Linked DNA regions of Mus musculus: regions 1 and 2 are each linked to region 3. Evidence: chromatin loops called from intact Hi-C (ENCODE). Cell type or tissue: left cerebral cortex. All regions are shown on one strand. Each heading gives the region's core, and the rest is flanking DNA. Links, peaks and the distances in the headings are about the cores only.

Region 1 (8,416 bases), core at 1,945-6,944, 150 kb after region 3:
ATCTACTCAGGAGTGAGCCGGCTTGCACTCCATCTGGGAGCTGTGCCCAGCCTTGGGATTTGAGCTCCCCATTTGAACTTTGCTCAGTGCCTGCCTTGCTTGTCGGTTAGCGATAGACCTTGTCAGGGAGTTTTCCAGGTTTCCTATCCCCCGCATCTTAGTGTCAGGTTTCCAAGAACTAGAGAACTGCCATCACGGGAGAGATTCCAAGAGTCCAAGGCATTTAGCAGAACCAGCTGCACGACCATAGAGGTCTTGTGGTTCCTCAAGGTTCCCTCTCCTGTGGTACAAGCCAGCTCAAAAGCCCTTTCTTCTTTCCCCTCCTGACTTGCATTTGATGGCCCCATCACCCTGGGCGTGCTCCACCATCCAGCTGCGTCGTCCTCCCACGCAAATCCTCACCCCTAAGACTGGATGGTTTCACGGCTCTCAGTTCCTCCTCTGCCTCCCCATGTTGCAAGGTTTCACGGCTTGTTGTGATTTCTTAACCTTGCGGTGAAGCGGCTTGCTCACACTTATTTAGATACTCCTAATAGTAGATATTGGAGTTGCTGGCTATTATTAAAAAGATTTTTTAAACTTTTTTTTTGTTTGTTTATTGAGACAAAGTCTTGCTGTCGAGCAGAACTGGCCTCTAACTTACCAGTGTAGCCCAGGCTGACCTGAAGCTCACTACGTAGCCTACACTGGCCTCGAACTTCCAGCAGCTCTATCTTAGTTTCCCAAGTGCTGGGGATTATAGGTGAGCTGCCACTGTGCCTGGCCTGGTGTCTTCTTTTTCAAATACTGCTCGGTGGACCAGTGAGATGGCTCAGCGGGTGAAAATGCTCGCTGCCAGGCCTGATGGCCTGAGTTTGATCCCTTGAATCTAAATGATGGAAGGAGAGAGCCTGCAAAACTTCCCACTGAGCTCCCCTGGCAAGATGTGGCATGCATACCCCCTCCCCCAAGGAATTCTCTCTCTGAGAATTTTCTCTCCCTCCAATTATGACTGGATCAAAGTATATTTTCACTTCTCCCTTTAAAAATTAAAAAAAAAAAGCTCCCCTTCCCTACAACCTGAGCAAACTGAGTTACAAAGGATGTAACTGGGTTATAAAGGATGCCAGTGTCTGGGTTGGCCCCAGAGAGGCCAGAGCTTGTAATGGGAACAGCTTTAGAGGAGTCTAGGCCAGAATGAGCAGTGGGCTTGACCTGATGAGCGGTGGGGCCGGCCAGGGCTGGCATCTGTGGGGAGTAGAAGTCTGCATTTCCTGCATATTCCTGGGGCAACTAGGCCAATTTTCAGCTCCATTTCCATTTAATGGAGTGAGTGGGTTTCCAAGGTCCTACCCATTTATGGCTGGCTATTTCATGTTGAGTGTCTTCTGTGAGTGCCTCCACTCCACCATTCCCAGGGCTGACGCTTGCCCAGTGCTAAATTGTTTGGCCAGTGTGTCTCCACGGCAACCTCTTCACTTGCTTTCCCGCAGTGCCAACGTCTTGCTGGACCAGCATCTTAACCCCAAGCTGGCTCATCCTGTGGCTCACCCTCATCCCGACAATAAAAAGACCAAATATACCGTCATGAGGACTCACCTGTTCCAGGCCTCAGCTGCATATCTGCCGGAACACTTCATCAGAGTGGGGCAGCTGACCAAGCAGGTGGACATCTTCAGCTGTGGAATTGTAAGCATTTCCTCGTCTGCCCACAGGCTGGCTGTAAGCGTGGGGCTTGCGTGGAGTTACAGCAGAGGCTGCTGGACTGTGGCCTCCAGGCCAGATCCGAGACAAAGGCATCTTTGAAAACCGTTTATTTCACTTGCTCTTAGTCTGTGGGTGTGCATTATGTGTGGGGTGTGGGATGGGGGTGTAGTTCGAGTGAGACGCTCAGGTAGTATCGACCTCCTTTGGGATCGGCTCTCTCATGGACCTGAAGCTCACGAGTTAGGCTAGACTCACCAGTGAACCCCAAGGATCCTCCTGTCTCAGTCTCCCCAGGGCTTGAATTACAAGTGCATACCACAACATCTGGCATTTGTATATGAGAATCTCAGGATCTGAGCTCTCAAGTCCTATGTTCACAAGGTGACCATTCACGGACTGACGTATGTCCCTAATTTGCCTCCCCACCCCCATTTTTGGTACCGGAGATAATACCGAGACCCTCAGACATGCGAGACATGTGTTCTACCACTGAGCCATACTTCCCAAATTTTTGCAATAAGGTGTCACTGGGTCCCTGTGGTCCAGCCTAGCCACCAACCACGATCCTGCCTCAGCCCTTTGAGTACTGGAATTGCAGCTGTGTGCAACCAGGCCTAACTTCTATGGTCTATTTTACATGGCTTCTGAGTTATAAGTGATTTTCATGGTTAAAAAGGTTTACATAGCTGGGCATGGGGGTAGATGTTTGTAATCCCAGCACTTGGAAAGTCAAGGCAGGAAGATTGCTTTTAGTTCAGGCTAGCCTGGGCTACATAGCGAGTTCTAGGTCAACTTAACCTTGTGTCAGAAACTCTTAAAAAATGGTAAACAGGTATATACAGAAACTGTGTATGGTTGGTGATTCTGTGGGCTGTAGATGTTATCTCTCGACTTCCTGCTTCCCGTCCATACTGTTGGCCTACCACCTATTTCTCTGTCATGTTTCTTCATCACTCTTCCATCGGTGACCATCTACCTCTCCTGCATACCCTGCCTCAGGACCGGGTGCCGGGTGCTCAGGGCGTACTGTAAAGCGTCTGTAGTCTGAGCCTGATAGTCTGCTCAGTTCATCTTTAGGACACACTGAGTCCTGTTGATGTCTGCAGGATGGGTGTGTTAAAAGGGCTGAGAGGACGGATAGGTTTGGAAGATACTGTCGAGCAAAGCCAAGCGGGCTTTTCATTCCAGACTTAATAGGGTGCTGACCCTGTGACCTGGTTGTTGTGAACCCAGCAGAGAAGGTGATGCAAGCCCCTGCAACCCCACTTGACAGCAGAGCCTGGTTTTCTTGCTGTCTGTCTGTCCGACTTGGTGTTGCAAGACCACAGAATGTTCCACAGCATTGGGAATGTGACCCGAGATGCACAGTTTGTTGCCTGCAGCCAAACTCAGACTGTTGCGCTCAGGGCTTTGCATGTGCCTTCCTCCCTGTCTTGAACTCTGTCCTTCCTCTCTGTGACCACAGTCTTCTGTCTGTTCACATCTGCCTCTGGAGCCCTCACCAGGCCGCCTTCTGCCCTCAACTGGACCTCTGTGTCCCAGATTCAGTTTCCTTCTGCCCCTGGCTGGCCACTCTGCTGGCTCCCATTTTCCCCATTTGATCCCCCCCTAGAGTTTCCTGTGAGTGTGTCGGTGAGGCTAAGCAGCCCTACTTGGAGAACCAGTGGCTCTCTGGGAGAGGAGGCAGAGCGAGTTCTAGGGGAACCTAGGCAATTTAGGAAGACTATATCTCAAAACAAACAGAACAGAATAAAGCAAATGAAAACAAAGATTGAAATAAGTCAAAACAAAGCAATAGGGCAGACCCTCCAACTACCAGGCAGTATGGCCTAGTGCAGTCCAGGCACTTCCGCCATCTAACACCTGCCCACCCCATGTTTGGGCCTCAGTTTTGCCTTCTGGAAAGTGGGGTGTTAGTGGTGCTTATAGAGTAGTAATGGGGCTGGATGTGGTGGCAAATACCTTTAATGTCAGCACTCAGAAAGCAAAGGCAGGTGATCTCTGTGGGTTCAAGACCAGCTTGGTCTACAAAGTGAGTTCCAGGGCAGTGAGGGCTCTATAGAGAGACTTGTCTCAAATAAGTAAATAAGTAAGTAATTAAGTAAGTAAATAAATAAATAAAATTTAAAAAGAGTGTAATAGGATGTGTATATATGGGTATTGTAGTATTAGTGTGAGTGTGTGCATGTGTGCATGTTTGTGCCTATGTGCATGTGTGTGTGCATATGCATGTGCATGCGTGCATGTGTGTGCAGGTGTGCACATGCCATACTGCATATGGAGGTCAGAGAATAACTATCTGGAGTTGTGGCCTTTCTCCTGCCACCTTGTGGGATTGAACCCTAATAGTCTGGCCTGCACGCCAGTACCTCATCTTGCCCGCTGTTGTCTCAGTGTTTTTATGCTCACTAAGTGACCCTTGTCAGAGACTTGTTCCTTCCGGAATCACATGGCTGAGACAGAGGAGATGTCTATCTCCTGATTTGTTTTCCTCTGTTCCTTCCTGCAAGGACCTTGCTGACTGCCTCTTCTCAACTGACTGTAGACCCTTTTCTATGGAGTGCTCTGTGCTGCCCCCTCCTGGCCACTGTTGTCACGCTCCCCGTGAGCAGGGTAACCTCAGTGCCTAACCTGTGGTTTACTGCTCTAACTTGTTGCAGGAGGGTGTGGGAGAGACACCATTGCTGTTCATCTTGCAGCATAGCTGCTCTACCCCACGTGACACATGCAGATTCTGGCCCAAGTTTCAGTTCCCAACCCTGGGACTCACTTCTTGTGCAGAGCTGGACTTCCAGTCCAGGCTTCTGTGTCTGTCTCCCATGTCTGTAGTTTTATTTTTTGTTTGTTTGTTTGTTTGTTTGTTTTTTGAGACAAGAGTTTCTTTGGGTAGCCTTGGCTATCCTAGAACTAGCTCTATAGGCCGGACTGGCCTGGAGCGGGTAGAGATCCACCTGTCTCTGCCTCCTGAGTTCTGGGATTTAAGGTGTGCGTCACCACCACCTGGCTCACTCCTGAATCTTTTACACTGCTGAGAATCTCATGAACAGGAATGGCAGGCTTGCTCTTCGCACAGGTACAAATCACAGTTTCCCACTTGGGTGTTGGCTCAGGGCTGTGTTCCTCTGTGAGTGAGTAAAGTAGGTGGGGGTGGGGAATCCTGGTAGGGTGGCAAGACAATCAGGAACTCAAGGCCACCCTCAGCTACAGAGTAATGTCAAAAGACCCTTGTCTTAAAAAAAAGAAAAACAAAAAAAACAAAAAAACAAAAACAAACCAAAAAAAACCAACCCAAACCAAACAAAAACAAACAAACAAACAAAAAACCAAGAAAAGGGCTGGGCAGTGGTGGCGCACTCCTTTAATCCTAGCACTTGGGAGGCAGAGGCAGGCTTATTTCTGAGTTTGAGGCCAGCCTGGTCTGCAGAGTGAGTTCCAGGACAGCCAGGACTACACAGAGAAACCCTGTCTTGAAACAATCAATCAATCAATCAAACAACCAAACCAAACCAAACCAAAACAAGAAAAAGGGGCTGCAACATGGCTCAGTGGGAAAAGGTGCTTGCTGCCAAGCCTGACAACCTGAGTTCCAGTCCGGGGACCCACGCAGTGGGAGGTGAGCTCCAGTTCTCACAAGTTGCTCTCTGACCTCTGTGCAAGTGCCATGGCGGGTGAATACCAACACACACACACACACACACACACACACACACACACACACTCAATAAATAAATAAATTATTATTTATTTTATTTACTATTATTATTAAATAATAATAGTATTAACAGTAATAATATCAGAAAAGATGAAGCCTTTGTCATTGTCTAAGTCTTTTGCTGACTGTGTGTGTCAACTCTGTGTTCTCTCCTACCCAGGTATTGGCCGAGGTCCTTACCGGCATCCCTGCGATGGACAAGGACCGCAGTCCAGTTTACCTGGTAAGAGATCCAGTCACTTCGGGTTGGTTGGCTGGTATCCTTGGGCACACGTCCATGTGGGCAGGGAGGGCCTTGCCCACCACATGCAAAGTTCTCAGGCCTCAGACCAGAGCTCTTGGCATCCATGACATCTTCCCACACTGCCATTTTAGAAGCACAGCAACTGGCGCTGCCGTGTGTATGCAACTGCTAAGCCTCATTCTAGCCTTAGTTTTCTTCTTCTTTTCTTTCTTTTCTTTTCTTTTTTTTTTTGTGTGTGGGGGGTATGTATATCTGTGAGGGGATTGATCTTACATTATGGTCTAGGATGGCTTTGAGTTCTTGGTCATCCTCCTGCCTCTGCCTATTTTTGAGTTCTGGGATTACAGACTTGTGCCACACAGTCAGCTGCAGCCCTCTGAGTGAGCCTTTTCCTCTGTTTCAGCCTGCCTTCCTTTCTTTGGTGAGTCCTTGCTAATCAAGTCGGGGGTGGGGTGAGGGTGGGGTTGTCCTTACCCCTCCCCTCCCCCTACCTCCAATTGCCTTTTTTTTTTTTTGGTGGGTTTTTCGAGACAGGGTTTCTCTGTGTATCCCTGGCTGTCCTGGAACTTACTTTGTAGACCAGGCTGGCCTCGAACTCAGAAATCCGCCTGCCTCTGCCTCCCGAGTGCTGGGATTAAAGGCATGTGCCACCACGCCCCAGCTCTGATTGACATTTTGTCCTGTGGTTTCACTCACTAGTCGCTCGCTCTAATTTTCCTTCACATTTCCTGGGTCCTGGGAGTTGGCTCTTGAGCCTCTCCTGGGTTCCTGGTTGATGCTTTTGTCAAGGACACTTTGTCCTAGCCTGTACACAGCCCTGACAATAGAGTCAAGCTCCCCACACTGTGAACTCACTGCCAGTAGCAGATGCTGTTGCTGGCTACAAATAAGATCTTTCTTCCCTGGAGGGTCTCAAGGGCGGGGCTCTGGGAACTGCCTCTGGATCCCCTTTCTTTGTGGTAACTTGTCTCTCTCTGCAAACCACTCATGTGCTTTCGCTGTTACAAGCCTATTTCTTCTTCCTCGACTGCTCGGGGTTAAGGCTAAGTTTCCCCAAAGATAAATAGTTAAAAGCTCATGCTTTTCTGGACCCCAAGTGAGTGCCAGAAGCGCCATGGCACCCTTAGCCATCTTTACTTCTAGGTATTGAATCTCTGATGGTGTCAGGCATGTTGTGTTCCCAGATTCTGAAACTCCCGCTGAGATAAAATTCTATTGCCCAGCTAGCCTTGAACTCCTGGGCTCAAGCGATCTTCGTGCCTTAGCTTCCAGTGACCAGGAACCATAGGTCTAATGACACCACACTTGCCTCATTTTTATCTTTTAAATTGTTTTTAATTCTTCTTTTATATTACATCCCCAACTGTAGTTCACCTCCCCCATCCCTTCCAGTCCCACCTACCTCCTCTCTCCCAAAACCACTTATCCTCAATTTCCCTTGGAAAAATAAAACAAAAAACGTCCCAGCAGGCCTCCCAGGGATATCAACCGAACAAGACTATAGCAACATGATTTAATAAGACTAGATGCAAACTGTAATGGCAAGGTTGGATGAGGTAACCTAGTGGGAGGAAAAAGGGTCCCAAGGGCAGGCAAGAGAGTCAGAGATAGCCCTCACTCCCACTGTGAGGAGACCCACAAGCACACCAAGCTACACAAGCAAAAGGTATATAATATGCAGAGGACCTAGCACAGACCCATGCAGGGTCCGTGAAAGTGACTTCAGTCTTAGTAAGCCCCCTGTCAGCCCAGCTTAGTTGATTCTGTGAACCCTGTTTCCATGGTCTCCTCAACCCCTTTGTCTCCCACAATTCTTCTGCCCCCTTCTTCTGTGGGGTTTCCCTGGCTCAGCCTAGTGTTAGGCATCTGTTCCCATCAGTTGCTGGATGTGACTCTCTGGTGATTGTTGGGCAGGCATTGGTCTATGACTATAGCACAATATCATTAGGAATCATTTCATTGACTTTTTTTTTTAGCCAGTTGTGTTTGGAGGCAGATGAAGGCCTTGTAGAGGAAGGGTTGGCTGAGTGGGTGACTAGAGTGGACCAAGGGACAGAGACTAGGTAGGGATGCATTCTAGATGGCAAAACCAAGCCTCACTATGTAACTCAGGCTTGCCTTGAATTTACAGACCTCTTCCTCAGTCTCTGTAGAGTGCTGGGGTTATAGGTGCGTGTTGTCAAATCAGCTTTAAGATGCTGTGTGTCTTATAATATGTAATTATAAATATGGACATATTTATATGCACATAGATATGTAGCAGTGAAATATATATATACACACATACACTAAAAACAAATAAGTATACAGCAATTTGATACAACAAATGTAGGGGTTGACTTTGAACTCCTGATCCTCCTGCCTCTACTTCCTAAGTGTTAGGATTGAAGGCACACAGCACCGTTGTCTGTCTACCTGGCTTTGAGGCTGCTATATAAGCAGAGGACCAACTGGGCTACAGCCTTGACCTCATAAATGAGTTACTCTCTCGCTCCTGACTCTGCTCCTGCTTTGTGTGGAGGTGGCATGATTCCTGGCACTCTGGGGTCAGTCCTGAGCAGCAATCACATGCATGCCCTTCGTTTTGTTTTGTCTTGTTTTGTTTTGTTTGTTTGCTGTCCTTCTTGCTTATTTCTTGGTAAGACATTTCAAATGCCCTTTTGAAAGAGGTAGCTCTGACTCCCTTGGGATCCTGCTTTGCCCCTGTTGATGCTAGGTCCTCCCGCTAGGTCCCCAGCTCTCCCCCTTCACGTTGCCTCTCTTGGAGAAGCTGC
Region 2 (8,416 bases), core at 1,945-6,944, 170 kb after region 3:
AACAGGTGCACACTTGGCTTTGTGTGCTCCAAGCTTTCAGCTCAGAGCTCTCAGTGTCAGCACACAGAGTGTTCAAAAGGAAGATGTTCCAACATTTTATTTTATTTACTCCCTGCTGAGTTTGCCTTGGGACCTCAATATGCTAGGCAAGTCTCTGTCACTGAGTTATATATTGCCTGCTGCTGTTAATAGACAGACCTGAGGTCCACCTCACTTTGCCCTCTTGTTATCTCTTTTTTTTCTTTTTTGGTTTTTCGAGACAGGGTCTCTTGTTATTTCTTAAGTCAGAAGTTGACTCTTAGGTTTATATTGAGAGGGTCTCACAGCTTAATTTGGCCTTGAAATCCTGATCCTCTTGTCTGTGCTGGGAGGGGTGTCCTGCTGCAGCTTCCTGTTCATTAGGCCTCGTGGGAAGTAACTTCTCTCTCTCTCTCTTTTTTTTTTTTTTGGTTTTTCAAGACAGGGTTTCTCTGTATAGCCCTGACTGTCCTGGAACTCACTCTGTAGACCAGGCTGGCCTCAAACTCAGAAATCCTCCAGCTTCTGCCTCCCAAGTATTGGAATTAAAGGCGTATGCCACCACGCCTGGAGGGAAATAACTTCTTGTTGTCGAACCATCTCACTGCTTCTGCTTCTTTTATTTTTATTTTCTGAAACCAGAGTTGTAGTACATAACTCAGACTTACATGGAACTCAATATGTAGCCCAGGCTGACTCATTTACAGTGGTCATCCTACCTTAGCTTAGTGTTGTGATTATAGGCGTGTGCCACTGTATCTGTCTGAGAGAGTGTATTTACTTTGTGAGGAACTTAATATAAATCCTCAAGCTGCAGAGAGTGTAGAATGCCCTGGGTTCATGTATGCTGTGTTTTACAGCTGGGGAGGTTTTCATGGTCTGTTGCCTTTGGGAGGGCTGGACCATGCTAGGCTGAGTGCGGCTCCCCTGTGGACTCTTGGAGTGAGTGCATACAGAAGATAGAATAGGGCTGAGGAGTTATCTGTGTTTCTGGAGGTGGGGAGTGGGTGTGAGAATGACTTGGTGCATGCTGAGGTCATATTTGGGAAAGTACCCTTCTAGCAGTAAGGTTACAGTTTGGGGAAAGAGAAGACTTGAAGGAAGGTTAGGCCATAGGGGCAAAAGAACTTACTTAGGACCGGGGGACTTGGGTTCATTGAGCCAGTCCTATCCTTTGTCAGGGTCTTAGGTTTCCTGATTTTTGTAGTAGGACTGGGCCACTTCCAGTGAGAAAACAATGAACTGTTATTTTGTCTAGTGTGAAGTGTGTAATCACTTCCCACTGCAACTCTACTGTTACATCTCCATGCTCCCTGCTCACTCTGGCAAGAGGAGATCATGCTGCATTTTAGAAGTGAATTTTAAGTGACTGAAACCTTATTTATTATATGAGCTTTCCACAGTAGAGAGGGAGAAACTCCTCTCTGGGAGAGTCTTAACCTTGTCACACTCACTTTGATTTCCCTTGTGCTGATGGACCCACTAATGACTTGTCATCGACTAAGTGTAGCAGGTAGAAAATTGCTCTTGGAACAAACCTTTGAAAGTTTCTTTTAAATTCCAGGTTGATTCTAAAGATAGTTCTTGCCGCTCTACGAACTCTGAATTTGCAACAGAAGCTGAGGGTCAGAGTGATGCTATGGAGGAACCCAACAAGTTCCAGAAAAGGAAGAAGGACAGGCCTCAAGACCAGGGCTCAAGAATGATCTACCTGAAGGCCATCCAGGGCATCCTGGGGAAGTCAATGCCCAAGAAGAAGGGAGAAGCTGCCACCACTCAGGGGAAGGCAAGCTTGGGAGACTGTCCTAATCAGGAAGGACCAAGCAGGAAGGTGGAAGGACCAAGCAAGAAGGTGGAAGGACCAGCCAGGAGCAGGGACGGACCGTCCAGGAGTGGGGAAGGACGGTCCAGGAGCCGGGAAGAACTGGTCAAGAGCGTTGAGGAGGGACCAGCTGCAAAGGTTACAGTTACTGTTTCTCAGAAAGAAGAGTCACATACGAAGGTCAGTGTGGAGAAGGAAGCGTCTGCGCTAGACAGGAGCAGCTTCAGTGACAGAAGAGTGATCATAGATTCTGTGAAGAAAAGTAGTGAGGAGCTGCTTGGGGACCGAAGGACAGTTATTGACAAACCCTCTCCAGCCCTAGAATTTTTTGATAACTCTGACTCTCATGCAGATATTCAAAAGGTAAATGAACACACACCAGATTTCTTTGGTTTAGTTTTTGGGTTTTGAATTCTCTTAGTTACATATATTTGTCATTTAGTCTTTCTAGTTTGATCCTAAGTGATATAGATGAAACTATTTTTAGTTTCATCCCCCGTCCTGACCTCTGTTTCCCACCATTAGGAGGATCAGACTCAGGGCCTTAGGAATTCTAGGCTAGAACTCTTAACTCCTAGCTCCTCTGAGGATCGTAAGCAGTGCTTTATTCAACATGGACTCCAGGAAATTAGTGTCTCTCTTCTGCCATTCCTTTCAGTTATTAATAAACTTCAAATCAGCTTTTTAAAAAATGCTTTAAAATTCTATTAAATGTAGGGTGTAGGTTTGCCTTTATTGAAAAAGACCAACATGATAGTGGCTTAAACAAAATAAAATTTTGTCTTAAGAAGATGGGTCCCATCCCAACTGCAGGGATCTTGGTGCCTTCTTCTGTGTTGATGCTCTACCCTGCTAAATACAGTATCGATTTTTTTTTAAAAGATTCATTTATTTATTTTATGTGAGTACACTGTAGCTGTACAGATGGTTGTGAGCCCTCATGTGGTTGTTGGGAATTGAATTTAGGACCTCTGCTCACTCTGGTCAACCCCATTCACTCCTGTCGACCCTGCTCGCTCCATCCCTGCTTGTTCTGGCCCAAAGATTTATTTATTATTATAAATAAGTACATTGAAGCTGTCTTTAGACACACCAGAAGAGGGTGTCAGATCTCATTACGGGTAGTTGTGAGCCACCATGTGGTTGCTGGGATTCGAACTCAGGACCTTCGGAAAAGCAGTCAGTGTTCTTACCCCCTGAGCCATCTCACCAGCCCAGTATCGATCTTATAGCCTAAATTGGGGATGGTGATAGAATTGAGTTTGTTACTTAGACATTGGCCAGTAGAAAGCAGATGAAACAAAAGGAAATAATATACTTCTTTTCTCTTGAGAACTTGGTTTAAAAATTGTACACGTTGAATCTTCTCACACTTATTTAGAAGCATCTGGAAAGGCAGTAATATCTAGCTTCAAGGGAGTCTGAGAAATTCTGCCTTGAGTCCCAGTGTTCAATCATCAGGTTCCACACTGATGGCTTTCATCTGAACTGATTGCATTGCAAAGGCCTTTGAATCACAAAGTTAGGCTAAGTTTACACCCTTTGTAACCGCAGAGTGGGATTAAGGTCAGTGTCTGTTCTGGGGGGGAGAGACCATTCTGCAACCACAGCATTGGGTGAGGGAGGGGTTGGGTCACCCATAGGAGAGCTGACTTGTTGCTTTTCTTCTCTGCAGCACACAGACAGAGAGGTGGTGATGGAGCATCCCTCTTCAGGGAGTGACTGGTCAGATGTGGATGAGCTGGCCACTGTGAGGTTCTCCCAAGAGGAACCTGTCCCACTGAAATACTCAGCAGTTTCAGAATCCTCTTCCTTCCCCACTGACTGTGTAATGTACCCTCCTCATTTGTATAGTAGCCCATGGTGTGACTATGCCAGCTACTGGACTAGCAGCCATAAGACACCTGGTTATCCATTAGTGGGATCCAGCAACCATGACTCGGCACAGGCTGGGAAGAGCAGCCAGGATCTTCTGAGTGTTCACTCCTCCAAGTCCCAGAGCATCTCCAAAGGCCTAGACATTGCCCAGGAAGGTAGGTTCCAGAATTCCCACTCACTTCGGTTCTCCAGAAGCACAGAGGAGGAGGAGGTGAAGGGGAAGAGGACATTCCAAGAGGAGACACCACTTCACCACACCAGAGAACACACATCCAGCTCTTTGCCAAGGAGCCACAGAGAGCTGAGCCTGGAAGAGGGCTTCATCGATACCCACTGTCATCTAGACATGCTCTACTCCAAGCTGTCTTTCAAGGGGACCTTTACAAAGTTCAGAAAGATTTATAGCAGCTCCTTCCCTAAGGAGTTTCAAGGCTGCATCTCTGACTTCTGTGATCCAAGGACACTGACTGATGGCCTATGGGAGGAACTTCTGAAAGAAGATCTGGTTTGGGGGGCTTTTGGCTGTCACCCTCATTTTGCACGATACTATAATGAGAGTCAAGAAAGAAAGCTTTTGCATGCCTTACGCCACCCCAAGGCTGTGGCATTTGGGGAAATGGGGCTGGACTACTCTCACAAGTGTACTACTCCAGTTCCTGAACAGCACCAGGTACTGGCTCTAGTCTGCTTTCCTTCAGGCATTTTCTTTAGTGGTTGAACTTCCCAGTAAGGGCTGTTAGTATGCCATTTCCCCCGCCCCCTCCCAGATAGGGTTTCTCTGTGTAGCCCTGGCTGTCCTTGAATTTAGAGATCTACCTGCCTCTTCCTCCCAGGTGCTGGGATTAAAGATATACCTCCTGCTTTTTCTTTTTTTTTAATGTATGATTTTGCCATTATATCAAACTGGCCTTGAAATTGTGGTCCTTTTGCTTCAGCCTCCCCATGGCAGGATTATAAACCCTTGCCACCATGCCCAATTTACAAACTCTATTAGTGGAGGGTTTTGTTTTTGTTAGTTTAGTTTGGTTAGGGAATTTGCATTGTTGAAGATTAAATCCAGGATTTTTGCAAATGCTAGGAGTGTGCTCTGCTGCAGAGACACACCCCATAGCATTTCATTTGTTTTGTTTGTTTCCCTTTGTAAACCTAGCTAATTTAATTAATTTAATTTAATTTAGTGGTGTCCATATGTGAATATATGTACATGAGTGCAGGAGCTGGTGAAGACCTTAAGAGGGTAGTAAAGGCCCTGGTGGATTTCCAGGTGTTTGTGAGCTTCTTTACTGGTATCTGGGAAATCAACTCAGGTCCTCGGGAAGGACAGGAAATATACCTAACTGTTGAGCAGTCTCTCCTGCTGCTGCCTGTTTTGAAACTACTACTACTTTTTTTTTTTTTTTTTTTTTTTGGTTTTCAAAACAGGGTTTCTCAGTGTAGCCCTGGCTGTCCTGGAACTCACTACATAGACCAGGCTGGCCTCGAACTCAGATTCTCCCACCTCTGCTTCTCAACAAGCTCTGGGATTAAAGGTCTGCTGCCCAGCACATAGGAATCCTTCTATGGCTAGTGTCAGTGCTAAGATAGTTGCTTTCTGTCTGACAGCAGCACACTTTTTTAAAGTTCATTTTCTTGTTTGAGGTTAGGTATCATGTATCTCAGGTAGCCTTGAACTCGATCTAGCTGAGGACGACCTTTAACTCTGTATGTTGGGTCTACCTCTCCAAGTATAGTACCATCTCACAGGTTTGTTTTGGTTTTATAAAATGAAGTATGCCTGTTACAGAATACTTTAAAAAGTACAAAAATGTACGAAGAAGACTAATTCTCTTTCAATTTGAGATAATGACTATTAGCAGTTATAACATTGTCTTCTTCCTGAGTATTTTTTGAACTTGACATTTAGGTAGGGGAAGAGTCCTGCGAGGCTTTCAGTGTACTTCTCTGATGGGGGTGCCGCTGCCTCCTATTGTTCATCCATCCTTTTCTGGCTCCCAGGTGGTGGTTGTGGTAGAGCATGCATGCATGCATGCATGCATGCATGTATGTATGTATGTATGTATGTATGTATGTGGTAGAGCAGCTAGCAGGCCTTTGAAATCTCCGAATGTGCATCCTGCAGGCTGTATAGGCCTTGGGACTGGAGTGTTGGGATCCTGACTGCAGAATTTGGCTTGCTGGTTTTCATCTGGTTCTTTTCATATCTGGCTTCAGGTAGTAATGTATTAGCCATGTGACACATATATAAAGTAACTACATCTGAACACATGGGGGAAAATAGAGTGTCAGGATAGTGAGACATAATGCTTTTCCACTTGGGCTCTATCTTACTGAGAATTTCTGTTGTAGTTATAAACACAATAACTACAAGAACTCTAGAATAGGAACTAGGAGGCAGGAACTGAAGCAAAGGCCTTAGAAGAATGCTGCTGACGGTCTTAACTCCCATGGCTTGCTCATCCTGCTTTCTTACCTACCCTAGGACTACCAGTCTAGGGGTGGTGCTATCCACAGAGGTCTGGGCCTCCCCATGTCAACCATCAATCAAGGAAATCCCCCACAAGGCCATATGGTGGGGACATTTTCTCAAATGATTCTAGCTTGTGTCATAGGGACAGACCATAAACCAGGATAGTGCCAGTGGCATAGGTTAGGTGTGCCGAGGGAAGAGGAGCAGTTCAGAGAGCTCCTCACTGAAGTGTCACACTTGTGTAGCTGCTGTTTACTGGATGCCTGCACAGTGTTCTTTGCTAGCTGCTCAGGGAACCAAACCTCGGGGTGCTGGGGCAGGGTCCTCAAGTTCTGGGTTACTGCTTTCTGGGTTGGTCATAGTGTCTCCCTAGGGGACCAGTGAGGATTGCAGGTTGGTGAGCAGCACAAGATAGTGATTTGAGGGCTTTGAGGAATCGGCAATGTAGAAAGGACTAGTAGATGGTGATCATGTTTACAATTCTATTGTACAGTTTAGAAGCAAAGAATTAGAGACAGCAGAAGGGCCACTAATTAGCTGTTGTCCCTTTGTTTTCTCTCAGGTGTTTGAGAGGCAGCTGAAGCTGGCTGTGTCTCTGAAGAAGCCCTTGGTCATTCACTGCCGTGAAGCTGATGAAGATTTGTTGGATATCATGAGAAAATTTGTGCCCTCTGACTACAAGATCCATAGGTTAGGAGCTGCAGTTTCAGTGGGCACATGGCATTCCTGCACTAGCTGCAGATGACAGAAACTCCAGGAAAGCAGTCATGCTATCTGGGTGGTTTGTGAGGCTTTTTGCGATCTCAATCCTTATTACATTTTAAAAGTAACTTGAAATTATTTTCTTTTTTTAGATTTTCACATATGAATACTTTATTATATCATTTCTACCTCTTCCCTCTGTATTACATTAAAGTTTGTCAGTTTTGAGACAAGGATCTTGAAAGCCTAGGTTAGCCTGGACCTCATAGATATCATCCATTGCTTCAGCTTCCAGAATACTGGGGTTACAAGGTGTGCAGCACACCTGGCTTCCTGTTACGTGTAGAGGATCTTTTTAAATGAATTAAACATTAAGTAGAACCACAGGAAACTTTTGGCACTTGACTCTGCTTATACAGTAATTTTTTAAAAGCTTAAATTAATACCCTTTAATTACCAATGAGCTGTAAGAGGCTTCCTGTTTTCAGATGTGGGAGTGGCTGCTGTAGGGTCCAGTAGCTCATCATACAGAGAGCTTTCCAAGGTTTCTGAAAAGATAGATACTGCTTATATTTCTTTTCCTTACTCGAATTTGAAAGCTCTTTTTTGTTTTGTGATAGGGTCTCATGTTAGCCCCCAGACTTCAGATTTATAGCTGAGGATTGCTTTGAATTCCTGATCCTCCTGCCTGTCTCCCCTCTGCTGAGATTACAGATATGTGCCACCATACTTGATTAAAAACTCCATTTGCCCAGGTGGCATTAAAGGTCCAGGTTGTTTTACCTCTCAGTGGCAACCAGTCCTAGTCTAGGAAACTCCCTTGCATCCCTACACTGCACGTACTAGGCATGAGCCATTTCTGGGGATGCCACTGGGGAGCTGTCAAAGACGGACAAGGGCTCCTGGGAATGGAGTATGCGGAGTGTAGGACAGAGGTGGACTTAGATACAGAGGGAGCCAAGGTTAGGGGCTCTTTAGCCTGGCTAGAAATAAATGGTCAGGGGTTGACATGTGAGTGAGCGCTTTAGCTGGGCAGAAGGAATGAACAGTATTCAGGGAGGCTGGATCCAAATCTAGATCTTGTTGGGCGGCAGAAGGGGCTGGGATTTCATCTACTATGCTTCCACCCATGGGGACTGAAGCAGGGTCTGAGGTGCAGTGGAGAAATGGTTGGGTTTTCAGGACTTTAACAATGGCTGTCTTGCTGGGCAGTGGTGGCACATGCCTTTAATCCCAGCACTTGGGAGGCAGAGGCAGGGGGATTTCTGAGTTCGAGGCCAGCCTGGTTTACAGAGTGAGTTCCAGGATAGCCAGAGCTACACAGAGAAACCCTGTCTCAAAACCCCCCAAAAACAAAACAAAAAACCCATGGCTGTCTTTAAAGAGACAGCTGGACCAAAGCTAAGAGACAAGACTAATTCTCTTGATGGAGAGTTGTGGCTGTTCAAAGCCCTGATTTGCAGATGAGTTGACAGTATTTCTTGCCTAAGAACGTGAACTACTGTCACATTCAAGAAGAAAATTCTTAA
Region 3 (5,837 bases), core at 1-5,000:
CACAGGGATAGTACCACCCTCTAGAGGCCTTATGGAAATCTGGGCAACTTTTTGTTTCTTTTGAGAAGGTGTTTCACTGAGCCCAGGCTGGCCATGACGTCTCAATTCTCCTGCCTCATCCTTCCATGTGCTGGGATTATAGTTGTGTACCATTATCCCTGGCTATTTCAAGGGAAAGGGTTGGTGTGAGACAATGTCTTACACTATAGCCCTTACCCTATCTGATCTCAAACCCATGGTGATCCTACGTAAGCTTCCCCTGCTCTAGGAGTCTAGGTGTAAGCTACCCTGTTTGACATATCTGGAACTTTTTTGATTGTCGTAATGACAGTGTGGAGGAGAAATGCCATATAACTGTCACTTGTCATGGATTTAGAGATGTTATGATATCCTCAATGCTAGGTAGTTATGTAACAAGGAATGGTCCTATGTCCTACACTACTTCTGTATACCTCACTCAACTATTCTAGTTATCTAAGGTGCAAACCTAACTCCAGTGTGGAAGGAGCACAGGCTTTCTAGCTACTAAGTTTATAAACAGGTTCTGGGTAGACTTAGTATACCATTTATAGACAGTACTGCCTCTGTGACATCATCTGCTTTAGCCCACAATTGATCTGTCCTAGTTGTGATTTTATAGCTAGATGTATGCATATGACATCTTGTAAGATAGCTGTGCACAAATATGCATGTATGAAATGCATACTAAAAATCTCTTTCCTTTATTTCTGATTATTACACCTCGGACACTGTGTTACCTTTTAAAAGTTCTTGAAAAACAAACCAACAAACCAACCAACCTTCTTATATATAAACTGTATAATTCATCTGTAGAATACTAAAAGAGCCGGGAGTGGTGGCGCACGCCTTTAATCCCAGCACTCGGGAGGCAGAGGCAGGTGGATTTCTGAGTTCAAGGCCAGCCTGGTCTACAGAGTGAGTTCCAGGACAGCCAAGGCTACACAGAGAAACCCTGTCTCAAAAAAAACAAAAAACCAAAAAAAAACAAACAACAACAAAAAAAAGAATACTAAAAGAGCTGAGGGTCTGATGTCATTTAGAATCATCACTCTAAAACTGTGAGGTGAACCAGGGCAGAAAACTGCATCACATAGTTACACTCAATCTGTACAAATGCAATGCTCTATTACCCTGATGACTTTGGAAAGGCTGTTTGATTTCTCTGATTTTCCTTTTAGTTATAAAAGCGGGGTTAGGATAGCATGCTTCGTTGTGAGGATAAAATGACAATTATTTTACAGGAATCAGAAACTGTTGAATGAGGCTGGAGCAATGGCTGAGCAGTTAACCCACTTGTTGTTCTTGTAGAGGAGCCTGGTTCAGTTCCTAGCTCCCACATGGCCGCTCACAACTAGTTTTCTATAACTCCAACTCCAGTGGATCCACCCCCCTCCTCTAGCCTCCGCAGGCACGACACATACAGTACATACACAATTCATACATGCAGGCAAACGCTCAATCACAAAGAACAAAACAAAAATACATTTTTTTTTTGAGACAGGGTCTCTCTGTTATGTAGCTCTGGCTGTTCTGGAACATTCTAAAGAGACCAGGTTGCCCTGGAACTCTCACATATCTACCTGCTTCTGCTTCCTGAGTGCTGGGATGAAAGGCATGCACCACCATGCTAGCAAAAGTAGATACTTAAAAAAAAACTAAATAAAATTTAAATTACTGAGTTTTCTCCACTCCCCATCTTCTTGTAGTTTTCAAGTCTGTACTAAGCTAACTTCCTAAGGCTTGCTTCAGGGGGCTGTCTCTAGTCAGCTCTGAAACTAATGGCACACAAAATAGTCATAGTGGGCACTGTTGGGAAAAAGAAAGAACCTAGGCTTGGGAACCACGAGATTTAGCTTAAAGTCATGAATTGTCATCATCCATTACTATTACGGAACTCTGTTAAAGTCTCAGTTTCTATAAAATGAGGACAGTATCAACCACATTGAGTTGCTTTTTGGTTTTAAATAAATTAACAAATGTTAAGTCCTTATCATTGTACCTGCTTAGAATGTTTCATAAAGCTGGCTTATTATTATTATTGCTGTTGTTATTATTATTATCAGCAGCAGAATAAGGAAAGACAAAAAAAAAAAAAAAAAAAAAGACAATCGAAAATACCCAAGCTGGACATTTTGGGGGACAGACTCTCATGTGCACCAGCCTGACCTCCAGTCTATAGGTAGCTTGCTTGAGCTTCTGATCTTCCTACCTCCATCTTTGAGTCCTGGCATTACAGGCTTACACTGCCATAGCTGGCTTATGCTGGGGTAAGGAACCCAGGGCTTCAAAGCCAGCTGTCCAAGCACTGTACCCAACTGAGTTACATCACAGCCTCATTGCAGAAGAAGTGTTTTTAGGGCTGGAGAGATGGTTCAGCCATTAAGAGCACTGACTGCTCTTCCAGAGGTTCTGAGTTCAAATCCCAGCAACCACATGGTGGCTGCAACCATCTATAGTGAGATCTGATGCCCTCTTCTGGTGTGCCTGAACACAGCAACAGTGTGCTCACATACATAAAATAAATCTTTTTTTTTTTAAAGTGTTTTTAATTTAAGGTGATCTTTAAATCACCAGCAAATGGAAATCCAGTATTACTTGCCACAAAAAGAAAGTAACTTTTAAATACGATAAAATGAGGTTTTTTTTTTTTTTTTCTTCTTCTTCTTTTTTTTTGGTTTTTCGAGACAGGGTTCCTCTGTATAGCTCTGGCTGTCCTGGAACTCACTCTGTAGACCAGGCTGGCCTTGAACTCAGAAATCCACCTGCCTCTGCCTCCCAAGTGCTGGGATTAAAGGTGTGTGCCACCACGCCCGGCAAAATGAGGTTTTTGTTTTGTTTTGGTTTTTGTTTTCTGTTCTCTGCAGAAACGTTTGAAACGTTTCTCTTCATTAAAGTGATTCCTATGTGATCTGGACAAGTCAAGGAACCAGCAGCACTGTCTTCAGCTAGTCTCTGAAAATGACTAGAATAAGTGATTGAAAACTGTTACTGATTTTAATGTGAAGTGGCTGAAGTTATGTCAAAGTTCTGTCTCCCACAGAAAAGCACTGTAAGAAGGCAAGTGAGGAGAGGAGGCAGGTGGAATGGTCCATCGCAACTCCTCACACGTCTCTGTGGTAGTCTCCAAGCTTTGGAGGCACTTTATACCTTAGCATCTCAGCAGATCACTACAGTTCTTTGGTAGTGTAGATTATGAAATTCACTTGCCTGGATGTTAGCAGGACTCAAGGGAATATTGCATCTGACTCTCAGTGGGTACTCTTAATAACGGAATGGAGCAGGATAGTTCAGAGAGAACCTCACTGACGGTTGGCAACTAGCCTAACAATATTAAGAACGTTTTCTTAAACACTTAGTACATGCAAGGCCCTGGGCTAAAGGCTTTTAGGTATCATCCAATCTAACATCTACATGCCTGCTCTCTCTATTAGGTAGGTACTGAGATTATTCCCATTTTACTGACAAAAATGAAACACAGCTAACCGCCAAGGTCAACCCGTAGGGGCGCGATGAAAACTCAGTTAAAGTGATACAATCAATCCCTGCACTTTCTTGACCAAGGTCACCCGGGAGTGAGGTCAGCAGGATAGGGTGAGGGTACTGACCTGTCAGACACTTGTTCCTGGGTGAGCTTCTTGTCGCTCTGCAGTAGGATTGACACGTAGTGGCGGATCATGCCCACGAAGAAAGTGATGATAACGATGGGCAGGACCACCCAGAGGCGGATGTTGGAGTCAAGCAGCAGCTCGGGCCCCGCCATCTTCGCTGAGAGTTCGCTGCGGGTCGGGAGGAGTTGGGTTCCTCCCGGCTTTCGGCTCCGGGCCTTCACCCGCCCCTCAGTCTGGCTGGCGTGGAATCTGGGGCAGCCTAGCTTTCTCCGCGCACTGTTTCCAGCTGGGCCGCCAGGCCGTCAACTTCCGGTGCGGGCGAGTAACGTCACGCCACGGCGCGGCTTTGATGGCGTCAGAGCGCCGTTCTTCTAGCGGGAAAGTCGAAAACGAAGGGAAGCAACTGGCGGGTCCCCAGGTTAGTGGCTTTTTAGGCTTTCCTGGGAGCGAGATGGTATCTCTCCGAAGTCAGACGGCCCTGACTTGTTCTAGTGTTTCCCTCTGAAAAGTGGCTGTCAGTGATTACATATTATTGTAGGAAACGCATAATAAGAAATCTCGTATAATAAGAAATTTGAACCTGTTTTTAGTTTTTGAGGCTTTTTTTTTTTTTTTTTTGGCAAGACTTATTTAATGTATATGTATGATTTGACCTTCTGTGTTTATGTGCACCACATGCATATAGGAACCCGAAGGGGCGCAGGATTCCCTAGAACTGGAGTTACAGGCAGTTTTGAGCCGCATGTTTGAATGGGAACTGAACCTGGGTCCTCTGCAAGAGCAGTAAACGCTCTTAATCCCAGAGCTGTCTCACCAGCCCAGGAACGTTAATCCTTAATAGAAACCATTGCCCTAGTCTGGAGAGATGGTTTGGAGGTTAAGAGCACTGGCTGCTTCTCCAAAGGTCCTGAGTTCAATTCCCCTTAACCACATGGTGGCTCATAACCATGTATAATGAAATCTGATACCCTTTTCTGATGTGCAGACAGAACATTGTATACACAGAAAAATAAAGAGAGAGAGAGAGAAGCTGGGTGGTGGTGTCACTTGAGAGACAGAGGAAGTTGGATCTCTGAGTTCGATCAAGGTCAGCCAGTCCTCAGAGTGAGAGAAACCCTGTCTCAAACAAAAGAAAGCAAAACAAAAAAACAAAACCAACCAAATAAAAAACAGTAATAATAATAATAGCCCATAGTCTTGGCTTTTAGGAGGTGGAGGCAGGAGAAGTTGCCTTTGGCTATGTATGAGTTCAAGACCAAACAGCTACACAAGACCCTAGAAGTTGAAAGTAAGACAAAACCCACAGATTCTGGCCTGTCTAAGAACCAAAAATAAATGAACAAAACAAGGAGTACAGATTCTGGAACCAGACTTTTTAGAGTTAGAACCTCAGCCCTTCCCCTGATTAGGAGACTAGTAATGGTATCTTTCTTAAGTTAGCATGTGAGAAATATGTAGATTATAATTAGAGCATATAAGACAAGGTTGTTTGTTTGTTGGTTATTGAGATAGGGCCTCACTGTATATCTGAAGCTGGCCTAGAATGTAACTGGTAACTATGTAGACCAGCCAGTCCAATTTACATGGTGGAATCCTGTCTTAAAAATAAATACGTACTAGAAAAATAGCTCAGTGGTTAAGAACACTTGCTGCTCTGCAGAGAATCTCGGCTCCTTTCCCAGCACCCACATAGTGGCTCATAACTATCTGTAACTTCACTTCTGGGGGCTCTAATACTCTCTTCTGGCCTATGCAGGCATCCAGTGTGTACATGGTCCACAGTCGTATGCACAGGCAAATCATCATACACCTAAGATTTAGATATTTTAAAAATAAAAATGACTGTCCTAGCACACACAAAGCTATGATGTTGAAACGGAAAACGTGTTCAGAAAAATTGTTCCTGCTTTTCTTCACTGCTCCACCTACAGGTAGACTAACGGTCCTCATAAGCTCTCACTCAATTCCCTGGCTTCTCTTCGATTGCAGTCACACAGACGTAGTTCAATACATTAAGACCTTGTAATGCTGTACGCCTCCTGCACGCTGGAATGATGTCTGTCTTGTTTTGCAATGTTTGATGTTTGTCTTGTCTTATACCTTCAGTCCTTAGCACCACCATGACACAGTACTGAAGTAACCTGTTAGAGAGCAGCTTAGGTGATGGTCTTGAGTCTCAGAAGACGAGTTATGGGCTTTCTCCTTTAG

The links. Peaks named below come from ENCODE experiments on the same cell type or tissue, not always from the same donor. Only the 100,000 strongest peaks of a DNase experiment are listed, where the experiment ranks them.
Region 1: it touches region 3 in a loop (2.1-fold over the local background); 5 of 42 quality-filtered maps call a loop at or near these places.
Region 2: a loop joins it to region 3, with 3 times the contacts of the local background. A loop is called at or near these places in 6 of 42 quality-filtered maps.

The regions. Positions count from the first base shown.
Region 1 is chr6:113,677,175-113,685,590 of GRCm38, forward strand. Irak2 (interleukin-1 receptor-associated kinase 2) reads left to right here. Exons shown (of 13, transcript NM_172161.4): 9 at 1,473-1,668; 10 at 5,559-5,621. Among named protein-coding and RNA genes, the nearest start is that of Tatdn2, 16 kb to the right of the region's middle. In left cerebral cortex, for the core only: a CTCF peak has its summit at 4,265 (motif pointing left); a DNase peak (open chromatin) is centred at 4,251.
Region 2 is chr6:113,700,519-113,708,934 of GRCm38, forward strand. Tatdn2 (TatD DNase domain containing 2) reads left to right here. Exons shown (of 8, transcript NM_001347356.1): 3 at 1,583-2,203; 4 at 3,516-4,388; 5 at 6,748-6,875. Mir7042 (microRNA 7042) reads left to right here and starts at 6,690; the gene lies at 6,690-6,747. In left cerebral cortex, for the core only: no CTCF peak of the experiment used is centred there; no DNase peak of the experiment used is centred there.
Region 3 is chr6:113,527,702-113,533,538 of GRCm38, forward strand. Emc3 (ER membrane protein complex subunit 3) reads right to left here and starts at 3,937. Exons shown (of 8, transcript NM_175101.3): 1 at 3,627-3,937. The coding sequence starts at 3,781. It overlaps Fancd2 (Fanconi anemia, complementation group D2), which reads left to right and starts at 3,981. Exons shown (of 44, transcript NM_001033244.3): 1 at 3,981-4,047. In left cerebral cortex, for the core only: CTCF peaks have their summits at 2,483 (motif pointing left) and 4,053; a DNase peak (open chromatin) is centred at 3,950; H3K4me3 peaks cover 1,622 bases; H3K27ac peaks cover 674 bases.